Regions from separate parts of the Homo sapiens genome. Here region 2 is linked to region 1. A link is an interaction called in ENCODE POLR2A ChIA-PET data of the cell type or tissue named here. Cell type or tissue: GM12878. All regions are shown on one strand. Each heading gives the region's core, and the rest is flanking DNA. Links, peaks and the distances in the headings are about the cores only. Region 1 has its middle 47 kb from the start of PIP4K2A. Region 2 overlaps PIP4K2A (phosphatidylinositol-5-phosphate 4-kinase type 2 alpha).

The links. Peaks named below come from ENCODE experiments on the same cell type or tissue, not always from the same donor. Only the 100,000 strongest peaks of a DNase experiment are listed, where the experiment ranks them.
Region 2: POLR2A ChIA-PET joins it to region 1 with 5 read pairs; 3 of 35 experiments call an interaction of 5 or more read pairs at or near these places.

The regions. Positions count from the first base shown.
Region 1 is chr10:22,756,798-22,765,400 of GRCh38, reverse strand. No RefSeq gene overlaps it. Among named protein-coding and RNA genes, the nearest start is that of PIP4K2A, 47 kb to the right of the region's middle. In GM12878, for the core only: no CTCF peak of the experiment used is centred there; no DNase peak of the experiment used is centred there.
Region 2 is chr10:22,647,428-22,656,030 of GRCh38, reverse strand. All of the region lies in intron 1 of PIP4K2A (phosphatidylinositol-5-phosphate 4-kinase type 2 alpha), which reads left to right. Among named protein-coding and RNA genes, the nearest start is that of PIP4K2A, 63 kb to the left of the region's middle. RefSeq lists an enhancer at 548-617. In GM12878, for the core only: no CTCF peak of the experiment used is centred there; a DNase peak (open chromatin) is centred at 4,264; H3K27ac peaks cover 635 bases.

The sequences.
Region 1 (8,603 bases), core at 3,279-5,778:
CTAAGTGGACATTTATAATACTTCAGTCTCTCCACTAAACTAGACCAGAAGGAAAACAGAACCTCAGAACAAAAATTACCCTGAATTCTTTCTCTTCTGTAAACAGTCTTGGACTTCCCTTTCCATGTGGAATAGATGGAGAACTTGTTAGAGCTGACATATACTGTACATGCCAAAGAGACAAAAAGATCCCTGTGCATCAATGACCCCTGGATGTGAGAACATCAATGCCTAGTATAAAGTGATGGCCTGTTTCCTAGCAGTTAACTTCAAATGAAGACACCCTCACAATATGTGTGTGTGCATGTGTGTTACATGTACACAGCTTGTCATTTAGGGGAACTATATAATGCAGGCTTCCTTCTCCATAGGACTACCACCAATTTCATGTCACATTTCAGAAGATTTTGCCTGAGATGAAGTTTTAAAGTTCCCTGAAGACCTGTGGGTCTTAACCACTGATGAGAGTGCAGCCATCTTCAACAGTCTTGGGTGAATTAGATAGTGTTTGGCAGAATTGTCAGATTCCTCCCATCTTGGAAGCCTGAGTTTCTGTTCCTGGCACTCTAGTTGTTTTGCTTGATTCTTGATCCTCACATCCGGCTCCTCCCTCCTGGATCATTGACTGAACCCTTTCTCAGGCTTATTTGTCTGTGTTATTATTTTGATTTACTCTGTAGGTCATAACTGGGAATAACACAGCGAGTCATAAATGCCAAAACTTAATTAAACAAAGGACCCTAGGTCCTTTCCTTTCCCTGCCTATCACATCCAATTTATCACCATGTCCTCTCAATTCTACCTCCTAAGTTCATGTGGAATCTGCCCTCTGGGCTCCATCCACACCATCGCCTCACCTTAGGACCTAATGGCCTCTTATGTGAATAGCTGCAATAGGGTCTTCTCTGGCCTCCTTCAAGTTTGCTTCCAAAATGGGAAGCCCTTTTCCCAGATCAAGGGGATCATACTAAAACAAAACTGTGATCATAGCTATCACACTGCATAGGGTATGGACCCCTTCCTTGTTTCCCCATGGCATCAGAATGAAGTGAAGGCAGCTTGCTGTGCACAAAAGACCTTTCCCTGGTCAGCTTCTTCCCAGTGTCCCAGCACCACCCCTGCCCCACTGCACAACTGCAGCACAACCCACCCCCAGTGCCATCCCACAGGAACCCTTCACCTCCCAGCCACCCTGCCCACTCATCTCTGGACTCGTTGTTCTCCTTCAACGCTCATTCTTTTTCTTTCTTTCTTTTTTTTTTTTTTGTTTTTGTTTTTGAAATGGAGTCTCACTCTATTGCCCGAGCTAGAGTGCAGTGGGGAGCTCTGGGCTCACTGCAACCTCTGCCTCCCAGGTTCAAGCGATTCTCCTGCCTCAGCCTCCCGAGTTGCTGGGGTTACAGGTGCACCCCACCTTGCCTGGCTAATTTTTGTATTTTTAATAGAGACAGGGTTTCACTATGTTGGCCAGGCTGGTCTTGAACTCCTGACCTCAAGGAATCTACCTGCCTCAGCCTCCCAAAGTACTGGGATTACAGGTGTGAGCCACCACCCCTGGCCAACACTCATTCTTTTTCTAAAATATATTTTTATTGAAACATAATAGTGTATATTTATGGGAGATGTGGTATTTTGATACAAGCATACAGTGTATAATGATCAAATCAGGGTTATTGATCACCTCAAATTGATCACTGCATTTTCTCAATTCTACTTCCTAAGTGCATGTGCCATCTGCCCTCTGGGCTCCATCCTCATCATCTTCTTCCTCATGGTGCCATGGGAAGCCAAATCACCTTAAATATTTATCATTTCTTTGTGTTTGGGAACATTTCCAAATCTCTTCTAGCTATTTTAAAATTTACAATAAATTCTTGTTAACTAGAGTCACCCTATTGTGTTACAGAAGGCTGGAACTTACTCCTTCTATCTAACTGTATTTTTGTACCTATTAACCTCCCTGTGCCTTGGGACCCTCCTCCCCTTCATCCAGTTATGCTTCGTCAGGGGAGCCCACCAGTCCTCCCCAGGGATATAAACCCCAGAGCATGGACCACATTGTGAAACAATCGAAAACTGGTCAAACTTGGGTTATGTGCATAGCTGATATAAACCTTTAGATATTCTGAGGAAAGCAAAGAAATCACCATCAAAATCTAATCTGAAAGAGATGACATTATTTAAATCCAGTAAAAGAATCAAAGGAAGGTTTTTAAAGAACAGGAACTTTTTTAAGAACTTTTTTTTTTTAAAAAGACACAGGGTCTTGCTCTATTGCTCAGGCTGGAGTACAGTGATACAATCATGGCTCACTGCAGCCTCCATCTCCTGGGCTCAAGCGATCCTCCCCTCCTCAGCCTCCTGAGTAGTTGGGACTACTGGCGTGCACCACCACACCCAGCTAATTTTTTCTTTTCTTTTCTTTTCTTTATTTTTTGAGATGGAGTCTCGCTCTGTCGCCAGGCTGGAGTGCAGTGGCACAATCTCGACTGACTGCAACCTCTGCCTCCCGGGTTCAAGTGATTCTCCTGCCTCAGCCTCCCGAGTAGCTGGGACTACAGGTGCATGCCACCTACGCCCAGCTAATTTTTGTATTTTTAGTAGAGACAGGGTTTCACCATGTTGCCCAGGATGGTCTCGCTGTCTTGACCTCGTGATCTGCCCACCTCAGCCTCCCAAAGTGCTGGGATTACAGGTGTGAGCCACCACGCCCAGCCCCAGCTAATTTTTTAATTTTTTGTAGAGATAGGGTCCTGCTATGTTGCCCAGGCTGGTCTCAAACACCTGAGCTCAAGCAATCCTCCCACCTTGGCCTCCCAAAGCATTGGAATTACAAGCATGAGCCACTGCATTCAGCCAAACTTTTGACTGGAATTCTAGTCTCAAAAATACTTTTTTGCTCAAATGGACGGCTCCTATAATATCTTTCCAGCTACTTCTTTTTCCTAAAAGCATCTCTCTAATCCCCTAATGACCATAAGATAACTATGTGTAAGAATTTTTTAAAAATCTTGTCCTCAATCAAAACCTGGGTTTTATGTGCAGAATTAGGCCACGATCACAGCATTATGTGGCCAAAATGAATTCTGAATGGACAGCCCTGCTCCCTCAGATACCCACACAATCAATCAGATTAAAGAGCACAAGAAGAGAAAAAGTGTGAATTTCAGTTAGGAGACATTTTGAGGAAATGTGCCTTTGACAAGCATGGGATGGTATTTTGGTCTCTCCCCCTCTGAAGGGTGTGATTGCAATTCCTCCTCTGCCCTCATCTCTCTCTCTCTATTTAGAGAGAAACAATGAGGAGATGGAAAGATCGAACAAACACATCTTTGTGAAACAACAAAGAGGTACAGTGGGGTCCTGGGGCTGATGGAGGGGTGGAGACTGCCTCTGGTTTGCATTCCTGGCTCAGGGGGTGAAAGAGAGAGGGGACCAGATGTGGCAGCTCACAGGAGTTGGAGGGGGCCTGCCCACCTCCCCCTCTTCATCCCCTAACTCCAGCTGTGGTGATGAGCTGCTCTTTGAACACAAGAGGATTCCACTTAATGTATCTTCTGCTGATGTTGCAGTTGGTGGTGCTGACATATGGAGAAGGAGGGAATGATAGGGAGATGATTCACACAAAGATCTTGTCCTTTAGTTTTCTTTTACAAATTTGGGATGAGGTCATGCTTGGTGGCTCATATCTCTAATCCCAGGACTTTGGGAGGCCAAAGCAGGCAGATTGCTTGAGCTCAGGAGTTTGAGACCAGCCTGGGCAACATGGAGAAACCTCATCTCTACAAAAAGTAACAAAAATTAGCTGGGCATGGTTGGTGCACAGCTATAGCCCCCACTACTTGGGAGGCTGAGATGGGAGGATCAATTGAGCCCAGGAAGTCGAGGCTGCATTGAGCCGTGTTCACATCACTGCACTCCAGCCTAGGCAATAGAGTGAGAACCTGTCTCAAAAAATAAAAAAGGGAGGTGAGAAAGAGATACCAGTGAAGAAATACTACCACAACCAAGGAAAAGATACCTCGATAAATGAGGGACTAGAGCCCAAGCCTTATCTGAGTCATTCATGCTAAACATCCCATGAGAAGTCACATTTAGAGGGATTAAGAACACACACTCTGAAACCAGACGGCCCAGCATGGATCCTGACACTCACATCTACCAGCTTTATGATCCTGGGCAAGTTTCTTAACCTCCCTGCGCCTCAGTTTCCTTTGTCTTTAAAATGAGGGTGAAATCACACCAACCTCCCAGTATTGCTTCGAGGGTCATATGAGAGAAGATTAACATAAAGCAGTCAGAAGGTTAAGTCTCAATATACGTTAGCTATTATTATGGTTAAGCAAGTTATAGAATTATTTTGTACCTCGGTTTTTCTTTTTTTTTTTCTTTTTTTTTTTTTTTTTGAGATGGAGTCTTGCTCTGTCACCCAGGCTGGAATGCAGTGGTGCAATCACCGCTCACTGCAAACTCTGACTCCTGGTTCACACCATTCTCCTGCCTCAGCCTCCCAAGTATCTGGGACTACAGGCACCCACCACCATGCCTGGCTAATTTTTTTCTATTTTTAGTAGAGATGGGGTTTCACAGTGTTAGCCAGGATGGTCTCAATCTCCTGACCTCATGATCCGCCCGCCTTGGCCTCCCAAAGTGCTGGGAATACGGGTGTGAGCCACTGCGCCCGGCCAGTTTTTCAATCTATAACAATGAATTTGTTTTTATTAAATCAACTCTATAGTCCTTAGAAAAGTTAGGAGGGAATTATGGAAAAGCTTAGAAAATATGACTAGCATGTCAACTTGGAAGACATACTTAGAAAGGCTTTGCTACTTAGTCACCAAAATATGTAACAAACAAGAAAGAAAGAACCCTGTCAACACTTAATATGCTCTTCTTTTCAAATACATCCCCCTAGAGCTATCATTAATTCTACCCGCTCTACACAACAGCAGGCTGACAAAAACAATCATCTGACTTGAGAAGATAAAAATGGAGTTTCCCCACCAACCTTCCAAGTTCTATGAAAACCAAGTCCAGAAGAGAGGCTGAGTTTGTTTATGTTCTTTGGTCATGCTGTCTGAATATTCAGAAGTTAATAATTAGCTAGAATTTGTTAAGTACATACTATGTGCCAAATAATGTGTTAGATATTTTACATTCCTGTTGATAAGAATCTTAGGAGTAAGAACTGTTGTTATCCTATTTGACAGATGAGAAGACTAAAGTATTAAAAGGTCAAGTAAGTGGTCAGGTCTGTCTGACTCCAGACCCTGTAAGCTCAATCACTGCATTATGCAGCTTCTTTTGATCCTAGGTATACTGAATAATGTTTTTCACCATATACTTGCAACATTTGATGTCAATTTTTTTTATGTTTTAGACAGGGTCTCACTCTGTTACCCAGGCTGGAGTGCAGCAGTGCCATCACCACTCACTGCGGCCTCAACTTCCCAGGCTCAAGTGATCCTCCCACCTCAGTCTCTCGAATAGCTGGGACTACAGGCACATGCCACCATGCCCACCTAGTTTTTTTGTATTTTTAGGAGAGATAAGATCTCGCCATATTGCCCAGGCTGGTCATGAACTCCTGGGCTCAAGTGATTAGTCTGCCTTGGCCTCCCAAAGTCCTGGGACTACAGGTATAAGCCACTGCGCCCAGCCCCAACATTAATAATTTTGAATTATTTTTTTAACTGGCAAATCCATATTCTAAAAAACATTTCCAGATTTACTAAATGTCCTTTCCTAGAAGACCTGTCATTGTGAAATGAAGTTTTCCTACTTTCGGGGATTAAAATGTCCTTCTGAAAAATGAAATAAAAGTGTTGGTAGATTATATATTTTCCCTCTTTTTTTTTTTTTTTTTTTTGAGACAGAGTCTTGGCTCCTGTTGCCCAGGCTGGAGTGCAACGGCACGAACTCACCTCACTGTGACCTCCGCCTCCTGGGTTCAAACGATTCTCCTGCCTCAGCCTCCTGAGTAGCTGGGATTAGAGGCATGTGCCACCATGCCTGGCTAATTTTGTATTTTTAGTAGAGACAGGGTTTCTCCATGTTGGTCAGGCTGGGCTCGAACTCCTGACCTCAGGTGATCCACCCGCCTCAGCCTCCCAAAGTGCTGGGATTACAAGCGTGAGCCACTGCTCCCGGCCCTATTTTCCCTCTTTTTAAAGAACAAAACTAAACTAAAAAAAAAAAAAAAAAAAAAAAAAGGATGGATCTTGCCAATTTTTTTCTTTTAATTGATGGACTATGAAATTCACACATCTGAGCACATTACATCATACTTTGCATAATGGTTTAATGTTTGCAAACAACCATTAGTTGTTGAGACCGGAGATCTCGCCTCGGCATCATCGCTGTTTTCTGGAATCACAGGAACACAGTCAGTCGTCTTATTAAAATACATGCTTATAATTTGATGTGAAAAAACAGCATGAAGAAAAGGTATTTTGAAAGCAATTAGGGAAATTAATTATGGACTGACTCTTACATGATGCCAAGGAATTATTGTTAATTGATTAGGTATTGTTGTTAGTTTTTAAAGTCCACGTTTTTTAGAGATGGATATTGATATAAGTCGAGGTAAAATTATACATCTGGCACTCGCTTAAAAATTCTTCAGCAAACTTAAAAAAGTAAAAGAAAAGAGAGATGAAGCAAATATGTCAGTCTTAATAATTTTTTAATCTGAGTGATGGGAAGAATGAATTACAGTCATCCCTCAGTACTCTCGGGGAATTAGTTCCAGGATCAACCCTCACCCCCACCCCCTCCCCACAGCCCACTCCCCCATGCCAAAATTCAAAGATGCTCAAGTCCCTAATATAAAATGGGGTAGTATTTGTGTATAACCTGAACACATCTTCCCATATACTTTTAATCATGTGTAGATTACTTATAATACCTAGAACAACGTAAGTGCTATGTAAATAATTACTATACGGTATTGTTGAGGGAATAATGGCAAGAAAACAAGTCTGTATGTGCTCAGTACAGATGGAACCATCCTGTTAGTTTTCTCAAATATCTTCAACCAGTGGTTGGTTGAATCCACAAATTTGCAACCCATGGATACAGAGGGCCAACTATACTACATTTGAAATTATAGTACATGACATTCTTCATAATAAAGATATATATGATCATATGTAATATTGAAATCTTGTCATCAAAATTTTTTTCCACTATTAACTATGTGGACTTGAGCAGTGTTCTCTTCTGTAAATGGGGTGAGGATATCTAATTTGCATATTGTTGGGAGATCACATGAGATGCCTGCCCCAAAAGATATTCAATCATTGTTGGTGCCCTTCTCCCCAACTTTTCTTCTTCTCTCACATGTTCTAGACAAATTCAGAATTACAAAATGATATTTAGGCAGTAGCTATTCACATTTTCCTAAATGAGTTACCATAGACTTTTTTTTTTTTTATTGAGACGGAGTCTTGCTCTGTCACCCAGGCTAGAGTGCAGTGGCGCGATCTCGGCTCACTGCAAGCTCTGCCTCCCAGGTTCACGCCATTCTCCTGCCTCAGCCTCCCAAGTAGCTGGGACTACAGGTGCCCGCCACCATGCCCGGCTAATTTTTTGTACTTTTAGTAGAGACGGGGTTTCACCATGTTAGCCAGGATGGTCTCAATCTCCCGACCTTGTGATCTGCCCACCTCAGCCCACAGATTCTTTAAAAGAACAAATTTCTCTAGTGCACCTATATGATTCAATTTATAACAATAAAACACAAAGGCAACTTTTCAGACACAGAATTTGTGTGAAGTGAGATGTAGTTGGAAGAGGAAATGATAGTCATTAGAGACAGTGGCTATAAAAGTGTTGCATGGCAATTAAATTTTTAGAAAATTCTGCATCCTTTTAATATTCTATTTTATTAAGTTTTTGATAAGAAGTATATTTCACTAATTAACATGTTTATGCAACTAGAATACAGCTTATATAGCACCAGCAAAGTCCTTCGATCTACATCACAATTCAATTGCTTACATTTCTCAACTTCACACAATTTAACGGAAATCTTTTGAAACTGTGATGCTGAAAATTCAGCAACTTTTTGTTAGCCAACAAAAAATTAGGTTTCTCTATTAGTATAAATAATTATGTAATAATTTTCATGGGCATATTCACGCTTTTTATTGGTATAATGTGGTATAGTTCTTAATCAATAAGAAAGAATTATGTCTAAATTACAGAAAGAATCTTTGAAGAGTTTGATTAATCACAGCTACAAAGAACACTTTTATAAAAATACTGGTCCAGAAAGCAGATTATTCTAACTCATTCCTCAGATCACCCTAGTATTGCTTATTGAGTATCAGTGTGGTGCTACACAAGGCACTCATTTTTGAAACTTTTGCAGAAGAGCAAATGCATTCACTATGCTTTGCCACATGGTTATTTCAAAATTTCAATTAAGAACAAACATTCATCATTTTCCCTAGCAAGCTCCTATGCCCAGACCGTTTGAAAGGGCAGGAGAACAATTTAATAAGTTAAATCCTGTCAAAAATAACCTATCAAGCAGATGACAAAAGGAACCTTTGCTTTGAAGCTTGAAAAAAAATTGCATTTCACTATGAAAAATCGCC
Region 2 (8,603 bases), core at 2,720-5,219, 110 kb after region 1:
TAGGAACTTGCCCCTTAAGGATTGGTGGATTCTTGGTTTGATTCCCCCAAGATGCTAATGGGGGAATGCCTGGAGTTGGAATTGATGCCCACTCCAGCGCTTTGTGCCCCTCCAGTGGAACGATGCAACACTACACAACACACCCAGCACAACACACTCAGCTCTTAAGGCTGACACAGGAACCCGGAAACTCCACTCTTGCACAAATCACAGATTTGGTAAAAAGCCAGGGTATGCTTCAGCAACAGTCAATAAATGAGTAAGTAAGCGAATCGTGGTACAGATGCATGTCGGAATGTTTTCTAGCCATCCAGTCATGTTTACATTTTAATAAATAGTTGTTGAGCACCTACTCATTAAAATATTTGGAAGAATTTTTAAATGAGAAACGCTGAGCTGCAGAATTGTTTACAGGATGAGTTCAGCCATCTGCAAACAACTTAGAACACAAAAGCCTAGAAGGAAATACATCAAAAAGATATGTGGTTGTTTCTGTTCTTTATACTTACCTGTAATTTTAAGACAAATGAAAAAGACCGCACAGCTGTGAACTGGCTAAATCAAGAGACAGCATTTGAAATATGGGGCGTCAGGCTTGTGCAGAGAAGAAACATAAATTACCATGGTTCTGGAAGGCAGGGCAGCAGTCACAAACAGACCTCCACCTCCTGCCGAGGGCTCCAGCTCTGAAGATCTCATCTTGTGCATGGCTGCATAGACAGGGATCGGTGCCTGTTACACTGGGTTAAGAGCTTCAGCTTTTCTTAAAAATCTTCAGACCTCTGCCTTAGAGATGGTATTTTGCAAAGTGTTTCAATTGAGTCAAATTGTTATTTTTCCACCTGGTGGTATCCCAGGGCTTCTATCAATTTACCTTGTGTATGTCCTCTGTCCTGCCTCTTGAGGCACAATTTCCTTTTTCCATTTTCATTTTTAAATTTTAAATTTTCTTTTTTAGAGACAGAGTCTCACTTTGTTGCCCAGGCTGGTCTCAAACTCCTGGCCCCAGGTGGTCCTCCCTCCTTGGCCTTCTAAAGTAGGGATTATAGGTGTGAGCCACCCTCCTGGTGCACTGTTTTTTCAGTCCACTCATTTCTGTCCCCTGCATTTTCCTTGGGTAAAGCCCCAGGCCCACTTTTGCCGTAGCCTTCTTTGATTTGCTTTAATTTGAACTTTCACAGGTAAAACCTTTCATAGGTTTCAAAGCAGTCGCACACATCTCATTTGCTGCCTTGAGATATAGCTGGATGATGCCATCATCCCTATTAAAATATGTGAGGGGAGGGCTCAGAGGTGTTAACTGCCCAGAATTATACAACCCTGGTCTCCCAACTCCAGCTTGCAGGGCTTCCCCACCATGACCAGCAGCTGGACCAGACCCTTTCTTGGGAATGCACACTTGACTACCCCTGAATCACTTTAAAACTCACCTGTCTCTGAAGACATTGTTTCTCAGCGACAGCTTCACTAGCACTGTTTGGTCTTATTAACCCCTTTCCCTTCTGTTGCCCTTTTGATCCTGAAATCTTAGCCCATGTTAAGAACGCCTTTCACAGATGTCGTTGTTACTAAGATTCTCCAATTTTTAGCTTTTTGTACTTACGATTTGGATCATTTGCCCACTCTGAGTATCTATTTTTACACGTCTTTTTTTTCTCCACACATGGTAAATTCTTGGAAAGTGAGAGCTGTGTTTTTCATTTCCTTAATAGTGGATATTTCTGCTAGGGGGAAGTTTAATCTGAGTGAGTGTCCAGCTCACCTTGAGGAAATAAAATAATTCAACCTTGAATATTTTCATAGCATTTTTAAAAATTATGAGATTAAATTTTCCTGAAAAATTTACGGAAACATGTGTTTTTCAAAATTAAGTTGGAAATATTAATGGCCTTGGGCATCTGCGGCCAGCAAAGTCATTGCCATTCCAGAACCCCTCACTGCAGGGTTTCCTTTCGTCCATTTATTAAATCTAAGCCCCATAGTGAGGAGAGACACTGCTGCACTCACCAAAAAACCACTGTTTATAAAATGCTTGGGCACTTCAGAGACAGCAGCTGTTTTCTCTTGGTATTAACACCGATCTGCAGATTGCCAGTTCTTCAGAATACAGACCTTTCCCAAATCTCCACTAATTTTGTTTATTTATTTATTTATTTTGAGATGGAGTCTCACTCTGTTGCCCAGGCTGGAGTGCAGTGGCGCAATCTTGGCTCACTGCAACCTCCGCCTTCTGGATTCATGCGATTCTCCTGCCTCAGCCTCCGAGTAGCTGGGATTACAGTAGAGACAGGATTTCGCCATGCCGGCCAGGCTGGTCTCGAACTCCTGGCCTCAAGTGATCCACCCACCTCAGCCTCCCGAAGTGCTGGGATTACAGGGGTGAGCCACCATGCCCGATCCCAAATCTCCACTAACTTTAGGTGCGTAGGATGGACTGAGCAATTTTGGAAATTCCAAAGCACCAGGGCCCTACCTCCTTTCTTCTGTCTGCCTCCCCTGCCTTCCCAGTGTGCATCTGCTGAATTGAATCATTAAGAGAAAGATTAAGATGAGTGGAAGGTGAGCCTGTTGTTGCTGACAGTTCACTTTCCCCAGTGAAACTGTCAGGAAGACAAAGAGATGTTGAAGTTTTAGAGTAAGTGGCCCAGGGTCTTACGGTATCCTGCAGTGTGACACTGGGTAGAAAGAGGTGGAGGAGAAGGAAGGAAGTGGCCTGGCTTGGCTGTCATGCACTGCCTTCCTTCATTTCCTTACCTCCCACGTACTGCCCCCCACCTGAGGCAAGAGGGGAGGAGTTTTCACCTTTTCCATATCTTCTTCTTTATTCTTTGAAACTATTTTTCTTCTTAGAGTTGTCTTTGGTAGAGTGGCCCTTAACTTAGTGTACAGTATGATTCATACCCCCGGGGGTGGTCCTTTCTCATAAACCCTTCTTTCTTTTTTTTGAGATACTCTGTTGCCCAGACCGGAGTGCAGCAGCACCATCATAGCTCACTGCAACCTCAAACTTACGGGCTCGAGCCATCCTCCCACATCAGCCTCCTGAGCAGCTCAGACTGAAGGTGTGTACCACCACTCTCAGCTTATTTTTGTGGTTTTGTGGAGATGGGGGTCTCATTATGTTACTCAGGCTGGTCTCAAACTACTGGGCTCGAGTGATCCTCAAGCCTCAGCCTCCCAAAGCTCTGGGCTTGTAGGCGTGAGCCACTGCGATGGACCCTTCATAAACGTTTCAAGCAGCATTGAACCAGAACAAGGAGCAGCGTTTTCAGTTGGGAATTCATTGTGTATTTTTCATTAAGAACATAACATTTCTTAACTTAGATGTTTGTGTAACCTGAGTTGCAAGATGAATTTACCACACAGTGACAGACTTTAAATTTTTGGTTTTAATACACATTTGCGTATTTTAAAAGCAAATGTACCTTCAGCCTGTGAAATAATATGCTAGATAATTACAGGTACTTTGACTTCAGTTATGTCTTAGATTTATTATAACTACAGTGTTGATTACTACGAAGACATTGCTTTGCAGAGGGAGATGTCTCAAAATGTCACAATTCAGTGTTTTATTATCAGACAGTTGCTAAAGTGGATAGTTAAAAATTGAGGCCTGGCATGGTGGCTCACACTTGTAATCCCTGTACTTTGGGAGGATGAGGCAGGCGGATCACTTGAGGTCAGGAGTTCAATACCAGCCTGGGCAACATGGTGAAACCCTGTCTCTACTAAAAATACCAAAAAAATAGGCATGGTGGTGCGCACCTGTAGTCCCAGCTACTCGGGAGACTGAGGCAGGAGAATCGCTTGGCTTGAACCTAGGAGGCAGAGGTTGCAGTGAGCCAAGACCATGCCGCTGCACTCCAGCCTGGGTGACAGAGTAAGAGTCTGTCTCAAAAAAAAAAAAATTTGTGTGCAGTTTTTCAGTTATTTCATGACTATTAGTGGTTATTCAACACAAATTAAGCACTGTATCAGTTACAGGGCTCAGTTAAATAATACAGAATCTACAGGAGCTGATTTAGATAGCAAGGCATTAAATGTACTAGTGAGTATTAATAGTGGCTCAGTCTCTGCAAATGCTGAAAAAGCAGCTCTGGATAGTGCTAGCAGGTGGGGAATCATTATTTTATATCCAGATCACTAGTAGCAAGGAAATCTGAGAAATTAATTTTCAGTTCCCCAGCCAAAGCAGCACAGGAAGTCACACAAGCAGTGAGGGGTCGCCCACGCATCTGTCCTTGGCACCCTGCAGCCACTGAGCTGCCTCCCGGGCACCAGCACAGACCTCAGTAGTCGTGGCCTTGCTCTCACCGGTTCCACTGTCCGGGAGACAGATGTCAGATACATCATACAAATACCAATGATGACAACTGCATAAGGCTAAAAGACAGGTTCACAATGCTTAGAAGTAAATAATAAGGGGACAGAGTCTAAAGTGGAGGTGGTGTGGACGCCTAGGAAGTCTCCTGGAGGAAGATGCATCTAAGCTGAGAGCTGGCCAGGAGAAGCAGAGTGAGGGAGTGAGAGAATTCCAGGCAGAGTTGCTGCGTGGGAGGCCCCAGGCTCGCTGGGAGAACAGAGCAAAGGCCGGGGTGATCGGAGTGAAAGGCCACAGGGCATAGAGTTGGGGACAAGGTGGGGTCAGGTAGGGCTTTGAGGTCACCAAAAGGATTTTTCCTAAGAGCAATTGGAAGTCATCTTTTGAGGCTGGGAATAGTGGCAGATGAGTGCTTTTAAACAATCACAGCCGCCTCAATTGGGAGAAAGGCTTGGAGGAGGGACAGAGTGAAAGGCAGGAGACCAGTTAAGGGTCTGCTTGGTGGACAGACTTAGTGAGTCCAGATAGCTGGTGGGGCTTAGGAGGTGGAGAGAAACTAGACATCCACTCATCCAGACTCAGGGCATGGTTTTCTGGCATAATTAACTTTGTGGTAAGAGTGCCTTTTTAGCCCTCTAAATGGAGATGTTAAGAAAGCCATTGGTCGTGGAAGTCTGGAGCTCAGAGAGTGGGTAGGAGCTAGAGCTACAAATCTGGGAGCTGTCACTTCCAGATGAGATTTAAAGTCCGGTGGTGAACCAGGTAGGCTTGAGAGGCCGTGGCCTGAGGTGGCTCGAGCCAGACCACTTGGACATGTAGAAGCAGGCTAGAGCAGGAACAGCCAGCCAGTAAAAGGTAGGGGAAAAAAAAAAACCCAGTAGATTTCCAAAAAGAAGAAACTCTCCATCTAGTTTAGGAAGTAATCTTTTTGTTTGGAAATAGACCATTTCTAGAAAGTATAGAAGTTGGTTCATGTATCTCATCCTGCTAGCAGCTAGGCTGTGCCTGGAGAAGTTAATTTAAAATAAAGAATGAGTTTATCTCTGTTGAGAACATTAACTTTCTTGCTATACCGCGAGTGGCACCTAAGTGAGAGTATATATTGAAGCGAGAAGTCCAGCTTGTTCACAATATCACAGTAAAATTGAGCTCAAATAGGTTCTCTTGTGTATAGAGTGCTCTGTATTTCATGGTGGACTACATAGGGCAGATATTCCTTCTTCCATTTTATAGTTATGAAAACTGAGGCAGCCTGGGCAACATGGCAAAACCCCATCTCTACAAAAATTAGCTGGGTGTAGTGTCATGCCCCTGTAGTCCCAGCTACTCCGGAGGCTGAGGCTGGAGGATCCCTTGAGCCCGGGAAGTCGAAGTTGCTGTGAGCTGTGGCCATGTCACTATATACTCCAGTCTGGGTGACAAAGGGATACCCAGTCTCAGAAAAAAGAAAACTGAGGCTAAAAAACGGTAAGTGATATGACTGTAAAACCTTCACACCTGCTTGTAAATACCTCTGATAGATCATCAGAGCTGGGTCACCTGGGAAGTCCCTAAGGGAGTGGCCCACAAGGCAGGCCACTTGGGATTCTGGAATAGCCTAGAAGATTTTTGGACACACACTTAGTTTTATTGGTCAAATGTTTGAGCCAAATCCCATGGATGGGTTCTGGGGAGATACACAGTCCCTGTCCCCAAGGAGTTGATGGACTAATGAGGAAGGCAGATAGAACCATGAACTCTGGGTGTTCCTGCCATTCTCTTGCAGCGATACAGGGGAACTTTTGTACCTGATGGGATGGGAGAGGGATATGAATGGCCATAAAGGAAATAGAGGAAAAAAGTAGGGCTGATATCGTTTGCTGAAGAATGAATCTACATAAGTATTTTTCCTGGGGGCAGGTCCTTCCACCTGCCTGTGCTGTGTAATTTAGCGAGGAGACTGATGTGGGTATGGCCATCCCTCTTACTGAGTAAATCTGTCCCATTATGTAGCTGTCCACCCCGTTCCTGGTCTTGCCGCTGAGGGAGCATGCCCCTCCCTTGGAGGTGAGCTAAGTCAGGATGTTCGGGTTAACCATGAGCCTGCGTGTGCTAATGCTTTCAGACTTCTTCCTTCCTTGTGTCTGCAGTGTCACCCACTAGTTATTTTATTAGCTCCTGGAGGACAGGGAGCATGTTTTCTTCTCCTGGTCTTGGCCCCTTGCACTGTGCCGGGTGCAACTTGGCGCTTAGGTGGAAAAGAGATGGCCGTTTGACACGTGTTTTGGCTCAGGGGTTTTTCTCAAGTTCAACAGTAACTCCACTCACTCAGCCCTTTTATGTGGAAGATGATTCATTTGACAGCCAAGTTAATATTTTAAAAGTGTGAACTTAAAACAATAAAGAAACTTTTGGGGAGCTGGAAAATCTATAGTCAAAGGAGAAAGAAACAGACATTATAGACCCATCTGATCGTGGAATACAGGAACATGTTAAATTATTCATAAGTTGCTTGATAACTGGTGAATAAATGTATGATGGAACATTTAGAATCTGGCGAAGCCTTCTAGAGAATCCATTAAACAAATGCATGCAACAGCAAGAAGTTTTGGATAAATTTTTATTCTTATAAATTGATGACATATAGCTAAACTCAAATTTGAACTATTAGTGAAAATATTCCAGTGCCCAGATTAGTAAATTATTTTTATTAGTGCTTTCTGGCTCTAAAAACTGGTATTTTATGGGAAATCAGAGGGTTAATTCTTGAAAGTATGATACTGATGTCCTAGAATGTGCTTTCTGCCCTCAAGCAAATGGCATGGCTTTGGGCTACGTTCTGATGATCACAAGTATCTCTGAATTGCTTTCTGTTTCAGGAATGTGTATCCTCTCTAGTATTCATTGGCCAAATTGATCTCTTAAAGACATTGTGGTCTGGCAAAGTTGCTTCTTGCTCATTAAGCTTGGGAGTATGTTTTAAATAGTTACATTCAATTGTTTCCTTGAAGCGTGTGAAGGAAATGTGCCTGTTTCAGACCACAAGAGCCAGGGAATTTTTTTAATGTCTGATTGTGGTTAATCAGTTTTCTGTTCTTCCTGGAGATAAACTGCATAAGAAAAGGTCACATGTTTCAGGGCTCCTCCTGCAAAATCAGAGATAGTATGAAATGACAGGAAGAGTGTTTTCCAGTCTGAGGAAAATACTTGGAAAAGGCAAAATATTCATTATCTGTAACAAGTGGTTAAAGATTTTCAAAGACATTCATAAAAATTGAAGAATAATAATGAAGTTGTCCCATGGAAGAAATATTCTTCAGATTACTTTTCCTCTTCTTTGATACTGTAATAACCAGAGGGCCATTTAATGTCAGCTAATAAAGGAGTCACAGAGTAACTACTAAGCAGACTTAAGGAATTAACTCTCCCCACACCGTCCTTAATTGAGTTTTTTGGTTGTCTGAATATTTTCTGTACATATTCTCACTCATTATTTGGTACTTTTTTTTTCTTTTTACTTAGCATATTTTAAGATACAACCTTTGCAGGAAAGAAGAGAGAAAACTGTATATTTAAACAGAGTGAATTTTGTGTTAACTCTGAAAGGACAGAGACTGGAAGGAAGATAAGTCAGGGCTTGAATATTCCAGGAAGGCTTTGAGGAGGAAGGAAATAAAGTCTGAACAGCCTTGAAGAATGGGTAGACGTAGGAAAGGATTCAGGAAGGTCTTTAGATAACAAAAGTAGAGATCCAGTGGCTGAGATGTTGTCGATGTTTTATTTTTATCTTCTAAATGCTTTTCTTGGAAGATCTTATTTCTTTTCACACATTGTTTTTCTTTTGTTTTTCCCAGCTCTCTGCTTCCAGGGCTAATGGTGAGTTTTCTGCCGTGTAAAATCCCAAAGGGTCGCTTGCATGTACTTGTTGCCAGTAGCCTGTTTTCATTGGGTCATTTACTGTGGTTTAATATGCCACTTCCCCAGTGGACCTGATGTGAAGAAAGTCCCCACAATCCTGTCTTCTGTGACCTTTCTGAGGCCTTTTCCTTGTTACTTGGAACAAAGATGTGATAGCTGATTGGGAGGAGAGTGTTTCATGTCATCTATCACACCAGTCACTTTGTTTTTCCATGTTGTTGAATGCAGATTGAGTTACTGTTGTGGCCTATGTTATTGTTGTCCATGTTGTGTAGATCTCATGACTCTCTGATGGTGTTTAAGATGGGATGCCTCTGCCATCAAATCCCAGGAGAGCCTGTTTTTCTCCACCTCGGTCCTTTCACTTTCTTATCTGCTTCCCTGC